Linked DNA regions of Homo sapiens: region 1 is linked to region 2. A link is an interaction called in ENCODE POLR2A ChIA-PET data of the cell type or tissue named here. Cell type or tissue: MCF 10A. All regions are shown on one strand. Links, peaks and the distances in the headings refer to the core of each region. The heading gives the core; the rest is flanking DNA. Region 1 holds the start of LOC105373933 (a long non-coding RNA gene). Region 2 has its middle 190 kb from the start of SPP2.

The links. Peaks named below come from ENCODE experiments on the same cell type or tissue, not always from the same donor. Only the 100,000 strongest peaks of a DNase experiment are listed, where the experiment ranks them.
Region 1: POLR2A ChIA-PET joins it to region 2 with 10 read pairs; 6 of 35 experiments call an interaction of 5 or more read pairs at or near these places.

Annotation. Positions count from the first base shown.
Region 1 is chr2:234,299,339-234,311,216 of GRCh38, forward strand. LOC105373933 (a long non-coding RNA gene) reads right to left here and starts at 2,536. Exons shown (of 4, transcript XR_007088124.1): 1 at 2,258-2,536. RefSeq lists an enhancer at 9,705-9,844. In MCF 10A, for the core only: no CTCF peak of the experiment used is centred there; DNase peaks (open chromatin) are centred at 5,703 and 7,323.
Region 2 is chr2:234,237,612-234,249,489 of GRCh38, forward strand. No RefSeq gene overlaps it. Among named protein-coding and RNA genes, the nearest start is that of SPP2, 190 kb to the left of the region's middle. In MCF 10A, for the core only: no CTCF peak of the experiment used is centred there; DNase peaks (open chromatin) are centred at 4,650 and 8,540.

The sequences.
Region 1 (11,878 bases), core at 1,328-9,327, 62 kb after region 2:
CTGTATTGGTGTGTCACAAATTACCACCAAAACAGCCACATAAGACAAAACCCATATATTAGCTCACAGATTTGTTGGTCAGAAGCCCAGGTAGGGCTCAGCTCTGTTCTCTGCTCAGGGTTGTACAAGACTGAGTTCAGGGCCGGGCGAGGTGGCTCACGCCTGTAATCCCAGCACTTTGGGAGGCTGAGGTGGGTGGATCACGAGGTCAGGAGATAAAGACCATCCTGGCTAACATGGTGAAACCTTGTATCTACTAAAAATACAAAAAAATTAGCCGGGTGTGGTGGCGGGTGCCTGTAATCCCAGCTACTCGGGAGGCTGAGGCAGGAGAATGGTGTGAACCTGGGAGGCTGAGCTTGCCTCACTGAGCTTGCAGTGAGCTGAGACCACGCCACTGCACTTCAGCCTGGGCAAGGAGTGAGACTCTGTTTCAAAAAAAAAAAAAAAAAAAAAAAAGACTGAGATCAGGGTGTCTGCCATCTTCAACTCACACATGCGGCCCTGGGAGAGAATCTACTTCCAAGCTCATTAAGGTTCTTGGCAGAACTTCCTTCCTTGTGCTGCAGGACTGAGGCCCCTGTTTCCCTGAGGACTGTCAGCCAGGGGCCACCCTCAGCTCCTAGAGGCTGCCGTTTCCTTGTCCTGTGACCCCTCAGTCTCCAAAGCCAGCATTTGATGTCCCTCGACTGAAGTCAAGGCACATGAGGGGTTTATGATCTAAACCCAAAATATTGTGTCAGCACGGAGGCCCTGACTGGGCCCTGCTGAGAGCTGGAGCTATCATTGAACCCCTGTCTCCAAGATGGTCCCAGTCTTCTGTAAGGGTGCAACTGATATTGGGTCAGCCCAATTGTTGAAAGTAAATAAAATAATGTAATGAAATAAATAGTAACACAGCTTTGGCATGATATTTGCACAGTGTTTTTGTGGCAGTAGGTGAGTGACATGCTGACTTTCCTACGGCTAAAAGCAGTGTAGCCTGGCCCTAAATCGCTTGACCTAGATATGAAGCTGGTGAAGACAGCAGCAAGAGGATTTTTAGAAACATGAAGGTGAGGGATGGTTGTTGTTTCTTTGTCCCTCTGCCTATCTCTTGAAGGTTAGTGCCATTTGTCTCTCAGCTTCTCCTACACACACACACACACACACAACACACACCCCATTACACTAACAGAAAGGCAAAGATGGCAACTTGCCTGGCAACCTTTGAAAGGTTTCTGGTGCCTGCTTTAAAACCTGAAAGCCCCGTGCAAGCAAAGCAGAAGTGCAGCAGTTTTAATGTGCTGTGGCCAGAGATGCTAAACTCACATCACCAAGATGTGGAGATGCGGAGAAAAGGGAAGGTCTGGAGGCTGCGTCCCTTGCAGAAGGACAGGACCCAGCTGTCAAGGCAATTAGGCTAAAGGACTGCACCTCCTCACTTCTGCCGGAGAGAAAGGACCAAGCTGTCCACCGGATGCTGGCATCAGGCTCTGGTTCCCAGCAAATGTCACAGCAAGAAAATGGGGGTATTTTGATTTTGGACTTTGGCAACCCCCCTCCTGAGAGCATAGTGCCTTAACATCTACTTCTGCGTCAGCCCTCTGCTTAGGGGTCCTGCTTCTGGTTCTCTCTTTGCTTCTGCTCCATTCGGCACACCCCTACACCCATCTGCCCACCCCCTCAGATGTATGCATGCACACACTCACACGTACACATGCACTAAGTCAGACAGTCACCATGGGAAAACCCATAGACATGTACATGCACATACTTACACACACATGGTCACACACCGGCAGACACACTCAGATGCATGCACATACTTACACATAGTCACACACCTGCAGACACATGCATACACATACACGTATACACACTCATATAAACATAAACACACACCCTCAAACACAAAGACACTCGTGCTCACATAGGCACACATGTACTCAAATGGATACACTTGCACACAACTTCTTGGCAGAAATTCCAGCTCACAATGTCCTGCCAGCCATACGGGTGGATTTTCTTTCCAATTCTTCTTTGACCCTCCCTCTGTTTTCCTTTGAAGTCAGGTAATTATAGTTCTTAAGAAGTAAAAATTGCCAAACAGCCATAGCAACAGAGGCCTGGCAAGGAAGGACAGCTCCAGCTCTCAGCAGGGCCCAGCCGGGGCCTCCGTGCTGACACAATATTTTGGGTTTAGATCATAAACCCCTCATGTGCCTTCGTTTTCTTTCCTTACACTCCTTTTCCCTCAAAAGCACCTTTTCTTTACCTGCCAGATTCTTTGATTGTCTTTGTGGTGCTGAAAGCCGAGTGAGTCCCACTTCCCGTGGCTGCACAGACGCCGTGGGCTCAGAAGCCCTGCAGGCTGGTAGCCAGACTCCCTTCCCCAGGCACGAACTCAGCACATCTCCTGCACAGCCGCCTTCTGTCGGGGGTGACATCTCTGCCCCCTAGGTTTCCCACAGCGTCTGGATGCAGTCCACAGCTCCGGTGGCACCAGTTTGGGTCCTGGCTTTTAACCTCCCTCTTGCTGGAAGGGGTCAGAGGGGACAGAAGTTATCCTCAGTGCTCTAGCTGAATCCTACTTCACTTGGAAAGAGAAATTTAAACAATTGCGGGTGGTTTTATACAAAATGTTTCTTTATAAACACAAGAATGGGCTGGGTGCCACGGCTCACGCCTGTAATCCCAGCACTTTGGGAGGCTGAGGCAAACAGATCACTTGAGGTCAGGAGTTCAAGACCAGCTTGGACCACGTGGCAAAACCCCACCTCCACTAAAAATACAAACATTAGCCAGGCGTGGTGGTGGGTGCCTGTAAGCCCAGCTACTTGGGAGGCTGAGGCAGGAGAACTGCCTGAACCTGGGACTCAGGGTTTGCAATGAGCTGAGACTGTACCACCGCATTCCAGTCTGGGTGACACAGCAAGACTCCATCTCAAAAAACAAAACAACAAACCACAGGCAAGAGTGAAGTCAGGGAAGCACCCATGTCCTTAGGCAAGTCTAGCACAGGTTTGCAAGAGTAGTAAATTGGGTGTCCCTATGAAGCCAATCCTTGCAGGGACCAAGCGCCCCAGAGGCTGGTTTCTCTAATGCCTGTGATTTGGGGGGCCTGGTACATTATTGTGCATTTTGCAGAGGCAGCTATCACGTGATGAGGAGGTGGCACTAGGGAGAGGTGCACACACCAGGGACCAAGTCTTTCCTTCCAGGGACTCATCCAGGCTGTGCATGACTGACCTGCCTCCCACTGTCATATGGCTTTGGTACAAAGCCACTCACAAACAAACCTCCCTTGCCTCCCTGGCACCTCTTCCCTCTCATTTCAGAGCCCCTGAATCCCTACTCAGTAAGACAGCTGGTCTAGTTTAACGCTCACTATTTCAAATCTTATTCCATCCAAGCACCCCAGGACTGAGCGGGGCCAGTGTGTGCTGGGATCTGGCCCCCACCCCCCCTGGCTCCTTCATGCAGGCACCAGGCTGGCTGGTGGAGGTGAATGCACCCAGAGCCTCCAAGCCCTCTTCCAGCAGATCCTATCACTAGGCACCACTGCTCTGTCCTCACCCTCATCATGGGCACGGCTGCTTGTAACCTGGGAATAAACCACCTAAACATCTCCTTATTAAAAATCCTAAAATTCCCTAGCTTGAAACTCACGACTCCCAATTAACCTAGTCTAGTAATGGGTGCCTCCCAGATGTCTATTTTAAGAGTGATCTCTGGGGCCCGAACCAGACAGGCAGGTGAGGTGCCCAGAACACAGAATCTAAAGATATTGTATCAACGTCAGTATCCTGACCATGCTATTGTACTGTAGCGTTGCTAGAGTTTCATTGGGGGAACTGAGTAACAGGTGCATAGGGTCTCACTGTATTTCTTAGAACTTTTTATGAATCTACAATGACCTCAAAAAAGTTTAATAAAAATTAAAAAGCAGCCATAGGCACAAAGTGTTGCTTTGCATATTGTGGTAAGCCTGCATTGCATTTATCTTTCTGTTTTGGATTTTCTTTATCTCATCTCCTTAGATGAGTGATCTTGCGTTTTCCCAAGTTGTGACCTGGGGTTCCCTGAGGAGGTTGATTCTAGTAATTGCCCACTGGTTATGCCTGCTCCAAACACAGGTAACAGGCACCCTAATGTGGTTTTCTGTTCAAAGTCTCCCTAGCTCCCCTCTATCAGGTATGGAGTCTGAAAAGCTTTTCTGGGTCATTTGTTCCTTCAGCAAACATGGACTGAGCACTGATGTGTGGTCACTCATGGTGTTAAACCTTCAGGGCTGGATGGCTGGCTTTTTTTTTTTTTTTTTGACAGAGTCTTGCTCTGTCGCCCAGGCTGGAGTGCAGTGGCGCAATCTTGGCTCACTGCAAGCTCCGCCTCCCAGGTTAACACCATTCTCCTGCCTCAGCCTCCTGAGTAGCTGGGACTACAGGGGCCAGCCACCACGCCCGGCTAATTTTTTGTATTTTTAGTAGAGATGGGGTTTCACTGTGTTAGCCAGGACGTTCTTGATCTCCTGACCTCATGATCCGCCTGCCTCGGCCTCCCAAAGTGCTGAGATTACAGGTGTGAGCCACCGTGCCGGGCCAACGGCTGGCTTTTTAATACTTACCTTATAGCCATTTTTAAACTGAGAAGCTTAAACTGAACATATAATCAAATTTTGTGTTAAAGAAGTGAGATTTTAGCAGCATTTTTGAGTTTTGAAGTCCAAAACCATCTCAAGGCATAGGAGCCCTAGCCTCAACTGAAGTTGAATTTTTGTAGGGATTGTTAATTGCCATTTGTACCTAATCCTGTATGTGTGTGTGTGTGTATGTGTATATATATATATATGAAATATGATCTGTCACTATGTGACACAAGTTGCATATTTGGGACTGCAGTAAGGGCTTGGTGGGCTGGGGGAATAGTGTGGATTTTTTTTTTTTTTTTTTGAGATGAAGTCTTGCTCTTGTCGCCCAGAGTGGAGTGCAGTGACGCGATCTCGGCTCACTGCAACCTCCACCTCCCAGGTTCAAGCGATTCTCCTGCCTCAGCCTCCTGAGTAGCTGGGATTACAGGGGTCTGCCACCATGCCCGGATAATTTTTGTACTTTTAGTAGAGATGGGGTTTTGCCAATAGTATGGATATTTAATGACTACTTGTTTTTTAATTAATGAACACTTAGCCTTTCTATGTGCATAATGGTGTAAAGGTTAGATGGGTAGGCGTTTGACAAACAGATGCTTGCCATTCAGTTACAGACTGGGGAAATAGCTCAGTATTTGGGATTGAAACTGTAAAGACTGGATAGGTTTTAGTCATCACTCTCTTTTGTCTGGTGGGGATTTAATAAATACTTTCAAGCTTCTGGTTTGGGAATTTAGAGAGTTTTGATTTTGGATTTGTAAATAGTTGATTGCTAAATTTGGTCAGATTTCTCCCGACTGGCTGTTCCTCAATTCTTAGGATATGTCCCAGTAAAATTGCACTTTGTGAATTAATTGTTATATGCGTAATTGTTGCATTTTGGATATACCTAATTTGATAATTTTTTTAAAATTCCATTTAAGGTATCTATTTGCAGGTCAGAAAGTAAGAAAATGTAATTGTGTAATCCTCTGAAATGTAAAAAAAAAAAAAAAACAAAACAAACAAAAAACCTTCGGGGCTGGAATACAAAGGCATGAATCATGAACCCTCTGCTCAAGGAGTCAGGGCAGATGGGAGCTAAACAGGCATTCAGAAGGCTTATTATCTTGTTAACACTCGGTGACAACTCCTACCATAGAGGTAAGCACATGGTGGCCTGCCTGGAAGGCGACCCAGGCTGATTCTTTAAGGAAAGGGTAAACAGTATTTGCCCTGCCTCTGCTGAATCAGCTTCACATTCCTGCTCCCCAGCAGGCATGTTCGACACAATGGCGAGTCCCTCCCTTCCCCAGTGCCACACATGGGATGAACCAGTGTCACTTAGCATTAAATATTGCATAACTGATGTGCTCTGTTTTGGGATTAGACATATTCTGTGCCAGAAATAATACAACTGAGAATAATTGCTAAAAGGGACCAAGATAAGAACCTACACTTAGGAAAGAACTAGAGAGAGCTAGGAAATACTAGGAATGTCACAAAACACAAAAGGGTTTTGATTTTGATTATCTTGTCCCATTACTCAGAGGGGCAATCCTTGCAGTGTTTCCATATCCCTCTACACAGTTTCCAACCTGTGCCCACCAAATTAAAGCAACAACAAAAACCCTCCAAATTTCTTAAATCCATGCTGCATTCTTGTGTCTGACTACAATACTGGTAGAGATGGGAAGGGTTTCTTGGTGCATTTAAGGAAAACTTTGTTTCAGACACCCCATATACCACCAAAGCCATCACTGCTAGGCTGGTGATGGTTTAGATCTCTAGATCAGTGGTTCTCAAACTTGAACATTCCTTAGTATCCCCTGGAGGGCTTGTGAAAACATAGACTGTTGGGCACACTATCCCCAGAATTTCTGATTTGGTAGCTGTGGGGTGGAGGCCAGGTAAACAGGTGATGCTGATGTGGATGCCCTGGGGACACTCTTTGAGAACCACTGCCATAGGCAATTTCTAAGGGCATGGGTGATCCGCCTTTTACAATCTCTCTGATGCCTCATGCAGTCAGGACAGACATGTGGATGTGAAAAGGATAGGGGCCAGCAGGATTCCTAAATGCACTCATTAACACATGGTGCATTCCTTACTATGATGTTCCTGCCTCAGTCAGTCGCTGTTAGGAATTTTACTAACCACGAGAAGAGCCAGAGGACAGGAAAAAGAATCTAAGCTGGTCATCAGGTGACCAAGGTTTTGGTCAGGACTCGTCTACTTGCTTGGTGGTTGATTTCAGGGAAGTAACCTACATTATCTGTTACTGTTTGGTCTTCTCAGTGGAAAGTTCTCTCATCACATTAGGCTCTTAATATGACAAAAAGAAACTTAGGAAAGCAGTTTTTAAAAAGCAAAGTTTATTCTTGTTTTGTTTCTGTTTGGCTGCTTATCATACAGCAGAACAGACTACTGAAAACTGGACATTCAAAGCCTGAATTTCAAGACCTCACACTTGACACTTCCATGAAAGCAGGCAAAAGACTCAGGTGCAGGCAAGGAAAGGGGCTTCCACTGGTAGACAAGACCTTCATGCTTAGCCTTTGGTAACAAATGTCCAACAAGGAATGGCAGGTGATTTGGATGGTGGTAGGAGCGTAACAAAGAGGAATCTCAGAGCAGGGCATGTGTAAAGTTCCAGGCAGGGAGCAGCAGTGCTATTTCTCAGGACTCAGCAAGTCCTAGCTTGCAGGAGTGGTTTCAGGACAGGAGTCTCATCCCCGGATATTATGAGCCCCTCCTACCCATTTCAAATCACCTCCTAGGCTGGGTGCCAGATATTAACTAGACGGCTTCCACGAAGCAAGCTTGGATCAATGCTGGGTTTGCACCAAAGAAGGAATCCTTTAATCCCTCCCCTTCTTTTTTAGAGACAGGGTCTCACTACATTGCCCAGGCTGGTCTTGAACTCCTGGCCTTAAGTGATCCTCCCACCTCAGCCTTCTGAGTAGCTGGCATTACAGGTGTGAGTCGTTGCACCCAGCTGAATCCCCTCTGACTGAGAAAAGAACTGGCGCCAAGCTGAGCCTGAACTTGCTAATGGTATGAGTCAAGGAGTGTGCCCAATTAAGTTAATGGGCTCATCCATTGCCATGTGGACTATACAGTACCTGCTACCCCAAAGAGGCAGAGTCTGTTTTCCCACCTTGGGGGTGGCCTTGATCGTGAGACTTGCTTCGTCTAATAGAATGAGATAACAGTGACCGAGCACTACTAGTTTTGAACCTAGGTCTCGAGAGACCTTAATGCTTTTTTTTTTTTTTTTTTTTTTTTTTTTTTTTCTGTTTTGATCTTCTGCCATGGCCATGAGAAGGACATGCCCAGACTAGGTCACTGGTCCTGTGAGGAGGATGAGAGCTGTGTGGGGCAGAGCTGCCTCAGCTAAATTCTACCAGCCAAGCCCAGGCTAGAGCAGTGACCCCAGATGATCCCCCAAATGCACGAATGAACCCAGCTGAGGTCAGTCAAGTTCAGTACAGCTCAGCAGCCAACCCTCAGCTGATCCACTGACACATAAGCCACAATAATAAGTGCTCATTGTCTTAAGGTACTGAGTTTGGGATAATTTGTTACACAGCAAGAGGTAACTGATACAAGTGGCTACTATGTTAAGCTTGGGGATACCAACATGAATTAACACTAAATATCCACCTGCAAGTAACTTACAATGTAATGAGGAAGCAACAGTTACAATAAGGTAAGTGATATATGCTACTAGAGTTAGGGTTAGAGTTAGAGAACTTGAGAGGAACTTAACGGGTGCTATAAAAAAGGAACTCAATAGGTGCCATTCGGGTTCAGAGAAACAAGGCACAAACTCTGCCTTGGAGGTTAGCAAAGCCTGAGAATGAGAGTCTTGTCTACCAGTGGAGGCTCCCTTTCATTGCCTGCTTCTCAGGCAGAAAGGAAGTTTTCTCCAAAATAACACATGTGCCAAGCAAGGTGTGGACAAATAACCAGACAGCTCTGAGCATGCCCTGCATCGAACACTAGACCAATTGCTTATGGTTGGAAACAATTGAGATCAGACCCAAGGTTTGACTCACATAGGAACAAGTTAACTTCCTGGGATCCAGGGCAACAGAATCCACCTTCACCTCCAGTGGGCCATCTTGCGAAGGAAAGCTGTTGGACTCTAAAGGTGCAGTGGGGTCGGTCCATATCCATGGCCAATCCTGAGTGAGGGCCTTGCTGATGTGGAGAACCCCAGCTTAGTCACTGAGCAGGCATCTCCTTGTCCAAATACCAAGGACAGACACCGCAGGCCACCGACCACTGTAACAGCAAAATAAATTTGTTCCAGGGAAAATGCTAAACATGTGACTGATTTTTTTCCTGTAGTTCTTAAAAAAAAAAAATTCCCTGTGCATCTTGATGATGCATCATTTGTAAGATGCTTTGTTTGCCTACAGTGGTGTCTGGTGGAGGACTAGGGATGGACACTCTAATTCAGAAAGTAAAGAAAAGTAATTGACAGCTTTCCTTCTGTAATTTTGTTTGAGTTCATAAAATAGAGAATTGCTGTAAGCCTAAAAGCAACTGATGGCTGACACCAAAATCGAAACATGGATATGCTCAGCCTGACATCTTAGGAAGCCGCCAACGATACTGTGTGCAAGCCCATCACCCAGCATCTCCCTGGGTATCCCAGGCTTCTTAACCAGAGGAACTTGCACAGAGAAACCAAATTGTGGATGGTTACAGCCATGTGAGTAGGGCTGATCTATCTTTACCTGACAACTGCACATGCAAGGTTAGCCCTTGTTCTGAAGAGCAGATTCTTCTCTGAAATCTGATGCTCTTTGTCTGGACTTTTCAGAAGGAGAGAGAGCATAATGCTTAATTTTATAAGTGACTGATTTGAACTGTGTAACGTCTAGAGATATTTCTCAGAGGTTTACTATCGGTCACAAAAAATATAACATGACTCAGAGAAGAACTGATTTCCCTTTTTTGAAAAGTAGAGAAGCCACAGGGCAAACAAATGAGGCAGCTTCCCCTGGCTCATGCGGAAAGATTGACGTCAATCTCCAAGTAGCTGAGACAGCTCACGCTTGCTTGGGCTCATGAGGAAGAAGTGGAAATCTCTGTGCCACAAAACCCAAAGGCATAATGTCAAAACCCCATCTGTAAGCAGGAGAGAGCTTCAAGGCTGGATGGGCCATGGTCTGATTACAGAGCCAGTTTCACAAAAGACATGGGGTTTACAGCATCACAGGGAGAAAGAGGAGATCGTCAGTTAAATGAAAGAGAACAGTGGATAAAATGACTCTTTTAAGTGTGCTGCCTTTCAGTTCACTGGCTCACAATTTAATGGCAAATAACCAGAAAAATGCCACAAGTCGTCCTTGCTATGAAGTCTCCAAACTCTAGCTAGGTTTAATGGTGCAACATCTGCATATTTGTATTAGTCTGTTTTCATGCTGCTGATAAAGATATACCTGAGAGTGAGCAATTTACAAAAGAAAGAGGTTTAATTGGACTTATAGTTCCACATGGGTGGGGAGGCCTCACAATCATGGCGGAAGGCAAGGAAAAGCAAGTCACGTCTTACGTGGATGGCAGCAGGCAAAGAAAGAGAATTTGTGCAGGGAAACTCCCATTTTTAAAACCATCAGATCTCATGAGACTCATTCACCATCATGAGAACAGCTCAGGAAAGACCGCCCCCCACCCCCATAGTTCGATCACCTCCCCTTATGGGAATTGTGGGAGTTACAGTCAAGATGAGATTTGGGTGGGGACACAGCCAAACCATATAAATATTCCAGCTGCCACTTTGCAGAGTAAATGGTGAGAAGTGATTGGAATCTGGATATAGAGTGCAGGTCAAGCTGACAAATTTTGTATATGGTTTACATGTAGAGCATGAGAGAAAAGAGAAGGCAAGGATTACACCAAGGCCATGACCTGAACAGCTCTTGCCTCGGTGCCTCCAGGTGTGTGGGATGTGTTTGCTTTCTGCTTCTACCTTTCTGGTGCTACTATCAACTTTTTGTCCAGGAACCCCTTGTCTATGGAGTTGTGCCTTCCAGTGGTGTAGACCATCTGCTTCTTCTTCCCAAACCAGGAAACCGAAATGCCACAAAACAGCGCATGCCCTTACTGCGTGTGAAGTCCTTCGGCATTTTATCTTCTCTTCCATTAGTTGTATTTTTTAAAAAGTTTCTCAAAATCCACTACACAGATTCTCTATCCTCTATCGAGTCATGACCCACAATTTTGAAAATCACTCTTTCAGACAACACTGTATGAGAATATTTTTCCTGCTTGAAGCCAAGGGAGAAATAACACTGCTTCTATCCCCAGGCACACTCTAAAGGACACTGGAGAAAGGGGACAGAACCAGCAGCAGGTGCCCACACGTCAGGAAACACTCATCCGCTGAAACAGCTGAGCTTGCCTGGAGATTTGCAAGCAATATATCCAGGAACAACTCCTGGGCTTTTCTCCTGCTGAGCTCCCAGGATCACTCCCTTAGACTCAAATTGTCACCCCCAACTCGCTGTGGTGGCTGCATGGTCCAGATGGCGCTGCACCAACCACTCCTCTGGGGCTGGGACTCTAGGAAGCAAGTGACACACCTTCTTAAGACTAACCCGCAGGTCGGCTTTCTTATTTTTTTTTAAGCAATAATCTCTATGGAGACACCAACAGAGGGTAACAGTAATCATCAACAGAGAGAAGGCTTCGGAACACACAACACTTTCAGAATATGACAGTTTATAATGTCTTGGCCCATATCTACTGTGAAGCAGCAACATCAGTCTTCCAGCCTCTGACCATCACTCTCCTTTGTGAAGGCCCAGCAAGGAGCCCTTTCTAGTCCATGTTGATCAGCCACCTGCCTTGAGGAACTCGATTTAGGCTGTTTTATAACCATTGATTTGTGTTCATTAACTTAAACCTCGTCTCTTTTTAATGGGTTCTTCTATTAGTCTTAATAGTTTTTAATTTGTAATTAAAGTTTCCTAGAGTCACAAATTAAATATCATATCACAGGCAAATATAGATCATTTTGTCTTCTTGACTTAAAAAGTTATACCTTGTATTGCTGTTTCTGGACTTATTTCATTGCCCCGAACTTTTAGAGCTACATTAGACAATAGGAAATGGCAGGTATTTCGGAATTTATTGGAAATGCTTTCAACTTTTCTTTTCTTTCTTTCTTTTTGAGATGGAGTTTCACTCTTGTTGCCCAGGCTGGAGTGCAATGGTGTGACCTTGGCTCACTGCAACCTCTGCCTCCTGGGTTCA
Region 2 (11,878 bases), core at 1,462-9,461:
CTAAGAGATACTTGAGAATTCCATTATTATCATTATTATTATTATTATTATTTTTGAGACAGAGTGTCGCTCTGTCACCCAGGCTGGAGTGCAGTGGCACAATCTCGGCTCACTGCAAGCTCTGCCTCCTGGGTTCACGCCATTCTCCTGCCTTAGCCTCCTGAGTAGCTGAGACTATAGGCGCCTGCCACCATGACTGGCTAATTTTTTGTATTTTTAGTAGAGACAGAGTTTCAACATGCTGGCCAGGCTGGCCTTGAACTCCTGATCTCAGGTGATCCACCTGCCTCGGCCTCCCAAAGTGCTGGGATTACAGGCGTGAGCCACTGCACCTGGCCAGTTTTTGTTCTTATACCATCACTGCTAATGCCCCAGCACTTGGACCTCCTGCCATTTTTTACTAAAGGCAAGATTTTGGTGAATCCCATTGGAATTACTCCAGTTTCCCCCAGACCAGACATAGCTACTGTCCCCAGCCAAACAAACCTAATATTGGCGCTCAGGTTTCTCCATGCCTCTATCACACCAGGGTCTTTCTCTTCTGCAGCAGCGAAAACAGTCATCTTTGACACGTTGGCCAATGCTATCTCCATCCCTGAGATTTTGCCAACCCTACTGCAGTGCCCATATGGTGGGGATTTCCCCTCTCCTGTATGCTTTCGGTAGGGAGCTAAGCTGCAGAGATCGTTCCTGTATCTTGTGAGTTTCTTTACTCTCCTCCCAGAAGAAGCAAGGAAGACAACAGTGGATATGTTTTAGTGACACTTTGTATTCCTGATAAGAAGCTTTGAATAGCCCTCTCACAAGGGCAAGAAGAGGGTTAAGATAAAAATTCAGTTGTTTACATGGAAGCTGCAGATAAGTGCCCATCCTTCCTGATTAGCAGCTGGCGCAATGGGAATAAAGTGATTTTGATTTCCTCAAAAGATACAGCACTCAATGAAAAGGTACTTTTTTATTTTGAATTTTAAATAAATTCAGACAGAAAAGTTGCAAAAATAGTACAAAGAATTCCTGCATACCCTTCAATATATTTGATTTTATTTATCATTCTCTCTCTCTGCCAAAAGTTGAATCATTGATTGATCACTTAGTTATACTACTTCCTGCCAGGTTGCTCCAATGTAAAGTTATCATTTTTTTGTTTTGGAATTAATAAGTACATTGTGGAGAGACACTCTGAGGCCATGTGAGTGTCTGTTTTTCATTATACTTTGTCACCTACTAGTTTTAGCATTCCCTGATGATTCCTGCCTGCAATAATTGCTATTCTAGTTGTTGCTAAATGATGATTTTCTAATTCCATCATTTCTTCTGCATACATTGATTGAAATTCTGTTCCAGGGAAGAGCTTGCTCTTGTTTTCCCTTCCTTCTCACTTAATTCATTAATCATGGATTTATATATTCTTATTTTATTCAATGCGTTATAACCCATTACTATCATTTTTTGATGCTCATGTTGTTTCAGATCTGGCAAGTGTGATCCCCTTAAATCAGTTTTCTGTGCCCTTTGACATGCACTGATAATTCTTTGAGCACTTCCTTACTTTCTGGTAAACTGCAAGTTTCAGGCTCACATGTATTTTCCCAGACCCAATCTTGGAATCAAACACTTCTCCAAAGAGCCCTGGTTCCTTCAGGTAGAGAATGGTATCTAGAAACCAAGCTCTAGACTCTAGGTGTGCTCATTGCTACTGGGATGCCATTGCTTCTAGGCCCCCAGTGGATACAGCTAAAAAATAAGTATATGTATTTGTGTGTATCTATTTGTGCATATGTGCATACATACCTCCAGAAACACACACACACACACACACACACACACACTTTTTTTAACCTAAAACTATGAGTTCATAACCAGTCCTAACCACAAAGTTAATTCTCTCCTTCTCTTTTTACATATTTGTTACTTGCATCTCCAATGGTGAGAAACATGACTCTCAATATCCATAGTATATTTATTTATTTGCTTAATTCCAGAATACGTTAAGTTGTTTCAGAATTGCTAACTGCTAACCCTTACCACTGTGCAAAACAAATATATTAATCAGAGTTCAATAATTATGTATAGTTACTTTTGCCTTTAGCCTGAGAATATATTACCAAGATTATGTAGTTAGTTTGTTTTTCCCTCTACTTCAATGTGATTGCTTTTCATTTGAAATACCATTTGGTTTGTTTCTATTTGTATTTCATTTTCTATTTTTTTATTCCCAATCTTGCTTATTTTATTTATTTATTTTTAGCATGTGAAAGATCACATGATTCTAAACATTAAAACTAGACACAAAGTTGTATTGAGAAAGAGATGCCTCTTTACCCCATCCCCTTGGGTCTATTCCCTTTCCCCCATCCTTTATACCCTGTTCCAACCCACTCCATGTACGTAACCAGTTTCACTAGGCTGTGGTTTATCTGTTATGCATGGCCTTTTGCATTAATGAGCATATGCAAGTATTTCTTATAATTCCTTCTTTCTTAAACAAAACATAGCATACTATAATCTCTCGCACTTTACTCTTTCACTTAAAAACATTTCCTGGGAAACACTCCATGTCAATTCATAGAGGCTTTCCTTATTTATTTATTTATTTATTTTTTTAGATGAAGCCTCGCTCTTGTCACCCGGGCTGGAGTGCAGTGGTGTGATCTCAGATCTTGGCTCACTGCAACCTCTGCCTCCCCAATTCAAGCAATTGTCCTGCCTTAGCCTCCCAAGTAGCCGGGATTACAGGCTCCAGCCACCACGCCCAGCTAATTTTTGTATTTTTTTTTTTTTTTGAGACAGAGTCTCGCTCTGTTGTCCAGGCTGGAGTGCAGTGGCACGATCTCGGCTCACTGCAAGCTCTGCCTCCTGGGTTCATGCCATTCTCCTGCCTCAGCCTCCTGAGTAGCTGAGACTACAGGTGCCCGCCACCACGCCCAGCTAATTTTTTTATATTTTTAGTAGAGATGGGGTTTCACCGTGTTAGCCAGGATGGTCTCGATCTCCTGACCTCTTAATCTGCCCACCTTGGCCCCCCAAAGTGTTGGGATTACAGGCGTGAGCCACTGGGCGCCTGGCCTAATTTTTGTATTTTTAGTGGAGACGGGGTTTCACCATGTTGGCCAGGCTGGTCTCGAACCCCTGACCTCAGGCGATCCACCCACCTCAGCCTCCCAAAGTGCTGGGATTACAGGCGTGAGCCACTGTGCCTGACCAAGGCTTGCCTTATTCTTTTTCCAGATGCAGAGTCCTCCATTGTGTGGATGTATCACTGTTTATTCAACCGCACAGGTCTAAGGTTGTGGGCAATTTTCAGTTCCAGAGCAAAGCTCTATCCTTGCCTCCTCCCCAGTAGTCTAGCCTTCCAGCCATAGGAAAACTCCTTCTCCCACCAACCCAGTCCAATCCCAGCCATGTGGGGTGGATACAGATCATCTGGGATGATCTCACCCTGGCTTCCCTATATCCTGAGCAGTTTTGATCAATGGGTGTGTTAGTCATCTACTGCTGCATAAAAATTACTCCAAAACTTAATGCCATAAAACAACAGGCACTTATTAGCTCACACAATTTCGGAGGGTCACACATCTGGGAGCAGCTCAGCTTCTAGATTAGGTGGTTCTGACTCAGGGTCTTGGCAGTCCAGCCATTACTTCTGAAGACTGACGGGGACTGAAGGTTCCACTTCCAAGCTCACATACATGGCTGTGGCAGGAGGATTCCATTTCTTGCTGTATGGATGGACTTCTCCACAGTTCTCATGCTACCACTTCCCCCAGAGTAAGTGATTCAGGAGACAGCAAGAGTGCACACCCAAGGTAGAGGCTCCAGCATCCTTATAACCTAATCTCAGAAATGCCATCCCATGGCCGAGCACAGTGGCTCACACCTGTAATCCCAGCACTTTGTGAGGCCGAGGCGGGTGGATCCCCTGAGGTCAGGAGTTCAAGACCAGCCTGGCCAATATGGTGAAACCCCATCTCTACTAAAACTACAAAAATTAGCGGGGCGTTGTGGCGTGTGCCTGTAATCCCAGCTACCCAGGAGGCTGAGGCAGGAGAATTGCTGGAACTCGGGAGGCAGAGGCTGCCGTGAGCCGAGATCATGCCACTGCACTCCAGCCTGAGTGACAGAGCAAGACTCTGTCTCAAAAAAATAAATAAATAAATAAGTAAAAAAAAGAAAGAAATGCCATCCCATGACTTTTGCCGTATCCTATTCATTTGAGGTGAGTCACTAAGTCCACCCACACCTGAGGAAAAGTGAATGAAGCTCCATCTCTTGAAGAAGAAGTAGGAAGAATTTTTGGACACATTTTAAAAATCACCAGGTTGGGTTATCAAACAGACCTTTTCAGGTGTATGAAAATACTGTCAGGTGAACTCCTAACGTAGGAGCTTGCATTACATCTTAGAATGAAAGATTTCTGTAGAATAAAAACTGCTCCTTAGAGCTGTGCCAGCCGCAGAGTGGGCTGGCTACTTACTCATCCTCCCTGATCCCCTCTGGCTGCTCATTAACATGGTACAGGTGGGCCCCTGACAAAGCGGAACTAATGAATTGTTTCAATGCAAAGGGAAGCATGTATGAGAAAGCTGGAAAGGGGGCAGAAATGGTTCATTGCTTCAGGGAACATAATGAATTAACTCCTCATCCACAGTGATTCATCGCCCGGTCACAGCCTCACTGATCTGGAAAGGAATTCAGGTCTCCTAACCGTCTAGAAAATGAGACTTTTTGGATGAGGGTCAACCCCCACAGGGTCACAGCTGTCCTGAAAAGTTTGAAAAGTAGTTTAGAGCATTTTATAGCAGGTCTCAGAGTTTTGACGTGGATTACGAAGTAGCTCACGTGTTTTTTTTTTTTTTTTAAAATGAGGATACTAAAATACAAATATTCCTATCTTCGAATGCCTTCTTGCCAAATTGATTCTTTCCTGTTCATTGCAGTGTGCTGTGAAAGATTTAATCTTATCACCCTCATCAGGAGTGATAATAAAAACTCATGGTTTTATTAGAATGCACACTGTGAGATGTAATATCCAGGCTTGTAGTTGTTATAGGAAGTTAAATAGGGTTAATAAAAAGAGTAGGGTTTACATGAAGTATGCCTTGGGGTTGCTGTGGAACAGTGTTTCCCAAAGTACGTTCCATAGAACACAAGTCCCATGAGCTACTCCACGGATAGAAAACTGCATGGCAAAATAGAGATATAAAAACACTGCATAAAACACTGCATTTCTTCACTTATAAATTCATCATCTACATTATATATTAAGGCATATGGGAACTCCTGCAGCACAATATTCTCTCACCTCCTCTCCCCCTCCTCATTATTACTTAACTTGGCTTAACCCAATGTTTTGCAGACACCTTTGCCCGTGGAACAAGTGGGACTTTACATTTTCTAAAAAATACATACATGTATATATGTGTGTGTGTGTGTGTGTGTGTATTTATATATATATAAATACACACACATAATTTCTAGCTAATTTATATTATTGTCAAATAACATATTCTATAAGACGTTCTGTGTGTTTTTTAAGTTTTGAATTTTTTTTATGGTCTACTACATATTTTTGTAAATACTCCATTTGTGTGAAAGAAGAATGTGTATTTTCCCATTGTTGCAAGCTGGTACCTGAATATCTGTCAAATTGAATTTGTTAAATAGTATTGGACAGATCTTCTATACCTATACTAATGTTTTTGTCTGTTTGGCCTATCAATAATTGAAAAAGGTATATTGAAATCTTCTACCCTGGCAAAGAATATGTCAATTTCCCCCTGTAGTTTAAGCAATTTTTGCTTTATATATTTTGAAACCATTTAAGATCATACAAATTTAAAATTGTTACATCAATATGTAGTAACCATTCTTATCCCGAATAATTTATTTTATCTGGTATTTTCATAGCTGTGTGAGCTTTCTTTAATATTTGCCTATTATCTTTGATTCTTTTACTTTTAACTTCCAGTGTCTTCATGTTTTAGATGTGGCTCGTTTAAATAGTAGATATTTTTTCCTCAATCAAAACTGATACTCTGTATTTTGAGTAGAAAGTTTAGTTTATTTTTATCTATTGTAATTATTATATACTAAGTCTCCTTTTTTATCTCATCTTACATTGTGGTTTCTATTTACCCTGCTAATTCTCTGATTTTTTCTTTTTTCTTTTTTTTTTTGAATAAGTTGATTTGTTCTTGCTCTTCTTCTACTACTGTAATTATTATCATTCCATTTTCTCTTCTACTAGTTTTTTTCCCAGTGGAGAGTGTCCAGTTTCTTGGGGTTTTGAACAAAGAATCGGACAAAATGCACTAAGAAAACAAGGACAGAATGAAGCAACAGAAGCAGAGATGTATTGAAAATGAAAGCACACTCCACAGGGTGGGAGCGGCCCTGAGCAAGTAGTTCAAGGGCACTGGTTACAGAATTTTCTGGGGTTTAAATACCCTTCTAGAGGTTTCCCACTGATAACTTGGTATAAGCCCTATGTAAACAAAGAGGATGAAGTGCAGACACAAAATTATTTACTTGGTGTACACCCTATGCAAATGAAGAGGATGTTTCCTGTCATAGCTGAAGCAAAGCTATAAAGTTATTTACTTGGGCTTAGAAGGTTTGTTTTTTTCTGTTTAATTTAGTTCTAGGAAGTCCTTAGTTTCCCTGCCTCCAGACCCTATTTCCTGCCTTAGTTTGAAAGTTATACTCTTATTTATTTATTTTTGATTGTTACATCTGGAATTCAGGCTTACTGAACCTCATCTCTAAAGTTAATCAGTATCTTGACCACTCCTGAACAGTTGTTCAACCTCCAGACTTATCTGCTCTTGCATCCCAGCATTTGCTCTTCACTAAAATTATTATTATTATTTTACATGTACTTTAAAAAATGCACCCAGTTCTTTGAAAGTTACTTGACTCCCTATGTCTTCAAAATCAGACCTTCTTTCTGGGATCATTTCCTCTTTCTGGGAAACATACCTAGGAGTCCTTTTGTTTAAAGTCTCTTTAGCGGTAAAACGATTTTTGTTTGTCAAATTATCTCCAATTTGCCATTGCTTTTAAACCTTAGTTCGCTGGGTTGACAATCCTAAATTAGCCCTTTTAGGTATTGTTTTATTCTCTCTGGTTTTCATTGCAGCTAATAGCAAGCCTATTTTAAATCTAATTTTCACTTGTAGGTGATCTATTTCTTCCCTTTGGCTATTTTAAAGATCTTTTTATTTTTGTTGGATTTTCTGTAATTTCATCATAATCTAACGTGTGGATTAAAAAAAATTAAGCAACTTGGGATTCATTGTGTTTTCTGTAACTAAGAATTCATGTTCTTATCAGTTCTGGAAAGTTCTGAACCATGATCTTTTCAAATATTTCTCCTCTTTCATTCTCTGGGATTCTGAGAAGATGCACGTTATGCTTTTTCACTTTCCACTTTCTTTTTCTTCACTTCTTTTCCATATTTTCTCTCTCCTCTTTCTCTGTGCTATTGGCTAATTTCTTCAAATTTGCTTTTCTGTTCTTTCTTCAACTGTATTTAATCATCTACTTATAACTCATCTACGGAGTTTTCTATTTCATTAAATAATTTTCATTTGTAAAACTTGACAATTATCTTTAAAAAATTCCTGAAATTTCTGACTGTCTCTCATTTTCTGGTCATTTAAAAAAGTTAATTATTATTATTTATTTTTATTTTTTGACACATTAAAATTATATATTTAAGGTGTAAAATGTGATGTTTTTGTATACATATACATTGTGAAATGATTACCACAATGAACATATCCATTACTTCATCTTTGTGTGTGTGTATTTGTGTGTGTGTGTGTGTGTGTGTGTGTGTGGTGAGAACAGTGTCAGATCTACTCTCAGCAAACCTCAAGTATACAATACATTGCTATTAACTACAGTTATCATGTTGTGCATTAGATGTCCAGAATCTATTCAACTTATGACTGAAAGTTTGTACCAAAATCCACCTCCTGTCCTGTCTCCTCCACCCTCTATTTCTGGTTATTTTTAATCTAGCTTTTATTTCTCCAAATAAAAATGGTGATTTTTTAGTCCACGTATAATTCCCATCATTAAGAAACTTGGGGAATTCTGTTGTTTGCTGCTGACTCTCACTCATAGCAGCCTACTTCTTTGCATGTTTTGTAATTAATTTTGAATTCCTGTTAATCTGCATGTAATATGAGGCAATCCCAAAGCTGTCTGCTGAGGCTTTTGTCCACAGAGGATTTGCTTCTGCTGGGAGCTAGGGGCATCACCAATCTGGGCCTGCCTCGTTTGCTCCCCACTTTTCAGGCTCATGGCAAGCTTCCCTTCCCCCACCTTGCAAAATGAGTTTCACTGAAGAGAAGCTGAAAACATGGAAAAAAAAAAAAAAAGACACAGCTGGTCTTTGAACAAAGTTACCCAGAGCATTCATTGCTTATTCGTGGGTTTTCCAAGACTTTGCGGGACCTGGTGCTCAGGATGACTTTGAGTCTTGGCTAAGGCAGCATGAAGAGTGCATTACTGATTTCCTGAGAAAGCCACACTTGCAGGATGAGACTAAAAGGAAAAAAAAAATCCCGTCTGTATGGTAAAACAATACACACAGAAGCATTCTTTATACATGATGGCATATAAATTGATGACTCACAAACTACTTTTCTCCGGCAACATAACTGAAAGAAGCCAATATCCAGAGGAAAGTCTCAATAGTTTCAAGGTTGATTTTTGTATAACGTTCAACTTAACATTATCTAACCACACAAGAGGATCTCAAAAACGTATTATAAATTATTTTAATAGAGGAGAAATTATGCCCAATGAATATTTAAACCTAATAATATTAGATCTAACAATATGACAAGAAATGGAATAATCTTATGTAATCTTTGTGTATACTGAGTAGCTTGATAAAAAAGGATCTTTTTTTTCTATTGGAATAATGGATGCCATCATTAGTAGAAATGAAAATTTTAATAACTTTAATTTTTTAGTTATCATTGAAATCAAGAGTGAGTTTCTTAATGAGTAAAGCCCAGGACATAGTACTGGCAAAACGAGGTCTGTGTTGGCTGGTCAAGACCTGTGTTCTCATCTCAGCTCTGCCACAGACTTCTTGCAGGGCTTAGGGAAGTCACTTCTGTTCTCTGGGTTCATGTGTGTACAAATATGACGAGAGTCTCTAGGACTTTTCCCAGCACTAGAATTCCAATTTTTTTTTTTTTTGAGATGGAGTCTTGCTCTGTTGCCCAGGCTGGAGTGCAGTGTCATGATCTTGGCTGACTGCAACCTCTGCCTCCCAGGTTCAAGTAATTCTCCTGCCTCAGCCTCCCGAGTAGCTGGGGTTACAGGTGCTCACCACCATGCCCGGCTAATTTGTGTATTTTTATTAGAGATGGGGTTTCACCGTGTTGGCCAGGCTGGTCTCGAACTCCTGACCTCAGGTGATCCACCTGCCTCGGCCTCCCAAAGTGCTGGGATTCCAGGCATGAGCCACCACACCCGGCCAGAATTCCAAGATTTTTATGGTAAATATAAAATTCCATCTATCGTTGCATATTATTAAATCAATTGTTCAAAACATCTAAAAAACTGCATTTCTTTAAACTGGCTTTGGAAAAAATATTAGCAGTTTTAACACAGCACAGTTATACGTGTGGCAGATAGTACTGATGTCTATCCAATACAGATTTGCCTTTTCTTCCACTCCAACAGATTTTATTCAGAAAGGCAATGTGCTTGTTTGTCATTGTCCCCTTTTTGCAGCCGAGAGTGTCTGTGTGACTCACTTCTGGCCATGGGGTATGATATGGTTTGCCTCTGTATCCCCATCCAAGTCTCATGTTGACTTGTAATCCCCACTGTTGGAGGTGAGGCCTGATGGGAGGTGCCTGGATCATGGTGAGAGGTGACAGCGTGCTGACAGCCCTCGCTCTCGGCACCTCCTCGGCCTCAGTGCCCACTCTGGCCGCGCTTGTGGAGCCCTTCAGCCCGCTGCTGCACTGTGGGAGCCCCTCTCCGGGCTGGCCGAGGCCAGAGCCAGCTCCCTCTGCTTGCAGGGAGTTGTGGAGGGAGAGGCGCGGGCAGAAACTGGGGCTGCGTGTGGCACTGGCAGACCAGCACGAGTTCTGGGTGGCCGTGGGCTCTGCGGGCCCTGCACTCTGAGCGGCCCACTGGCGCTGCCGGCCGGGCAGTGAGGGGCGTAGCACCCGGGCCCGGCAGCTGCAGAGGGTGTGCCGGGTCCCCCAGCAGTGCCAGCCCGCTGGCGCTGTGCTGGAATTCTCGCCGGGCTTCAGCTGCCTCCCCATGGGGCAGGGCTAGGGCCCTGCAGCCCACTATGCCTGAGCCTCCCCCACTCCGTGGGCTCCTGCGCTGCCCGAGCCTCCCCGACGAGCACCGCCCCCTCCTCCTCTGCGGCCTCCGGTCCCCTCGACCGCCCAAGGGCTGAGAAGTGCAGGAGCATGGGCGGGACTGGTGGGCAGCTCCGCCTGCGGTCCTGGTGCGGGATCCCCGAGGTGAAGCCAGCTGGACTCCTGAGTCTAGTGGGGACTTGGAGAACTTTTATGTCTAGCTAGAGGAATGTAAACACACCAACCAGTACCCTGTGTCTAGCTCAAGGTTTGTAAACGCACCAGTCAGTGCTCTGTGTCTAGCTCATCTAGTGGGGACTTGGAGAACTTTTGTGTCTAGCCAAAGGTTTGTAAAGGCACCAATCAGTACCCTGTCAAAATGGACCAATCAGCGCTCTGTAAAATGGACCAATCAGCGCTCTGTAAAATGGACCAATCAGCAGGATGTGGGTGGGGTCGGATTAGGGAATAAATGCGGGCTGCCGGAACCAGCTGTGGCAACCCAGTGGGGTCTTGTTCCACAGTGTGGAAGCTGTGATTTTTTTGGCTCTTTGCCATGAATCTTCCTGCTGGTCACTCTTTGGGTCCCCACTGCCCTTATTAGCTGTAACACTCACCGGGAAGGTCTGCAGGTTCACTCCTGAGGCCAGCGAGACCAGAAACCCACCAGGAACCCACCAGAAGGAAGAAACTCTGAATATGTCCGAACATCAGAAGGAACAAATTCTGGACACACCATCTCTGAGACCCGTAACACTCACCGCGAAGGTCCGCGGCTTCATTCTTGAAGTCAGTGAGACCAAGAACCCACCAATTCCAGACACAATGGGAGTGTTTCTCATGGTCTAGCACCATCCCCCTAGTGCTGTCTTGTGATAGAATTCCCGCGAGATCTGGTTGTTTAAAAGTGTGTGACACCTTCCTCTTCGCTCTCTTCCTCCTGCTCCTGCCAGGTAAGAGATGCTTGCTTGTCCTTCACCTTCCACCATGATTGTAAGTTGCCAGAGGCCTCCCCAGAAGCAGAAGCCTGTATAGCCTGCAGAACCATGAGTCAATTAAACCTCTTTTCTTTATAAATTACCTAGTCTCAGGTATGCCTTTATAGCAATGCAAGGACGGACTAATACAGGGTATAAGCAAAAGACCTTGGGGAAGGCTTACCTGGGGTAATAAACTAAGCTTTGCCCTCAACCCTACCTTTCACCCCATCTGGAACGGAGATACCATATCCTGGAAGGCACAGCAGCCATCTTGTGGTCATGAGACAGAAAGGCACAAGCTAAAAATAAAGATGGCAAAGCAGAAAAATAAATGTAGCCCGGATCCCTGAAGATTTTGAGGAGCCATTGAGTAATATTTTATTTATGGCAAGAAGTAATGGCTAGGAGGAAATCAGTACTCTCCTGGTAATTAAATAAATAATCTCAAAATACTTTCTAGTATATAACCCTTCTTGGGCCTTTTTCCAAGGAAATAATCCTTATCATAAAGTTTATGCATAAATATGCTTATTACAAAACTGTTAGCAAATTATT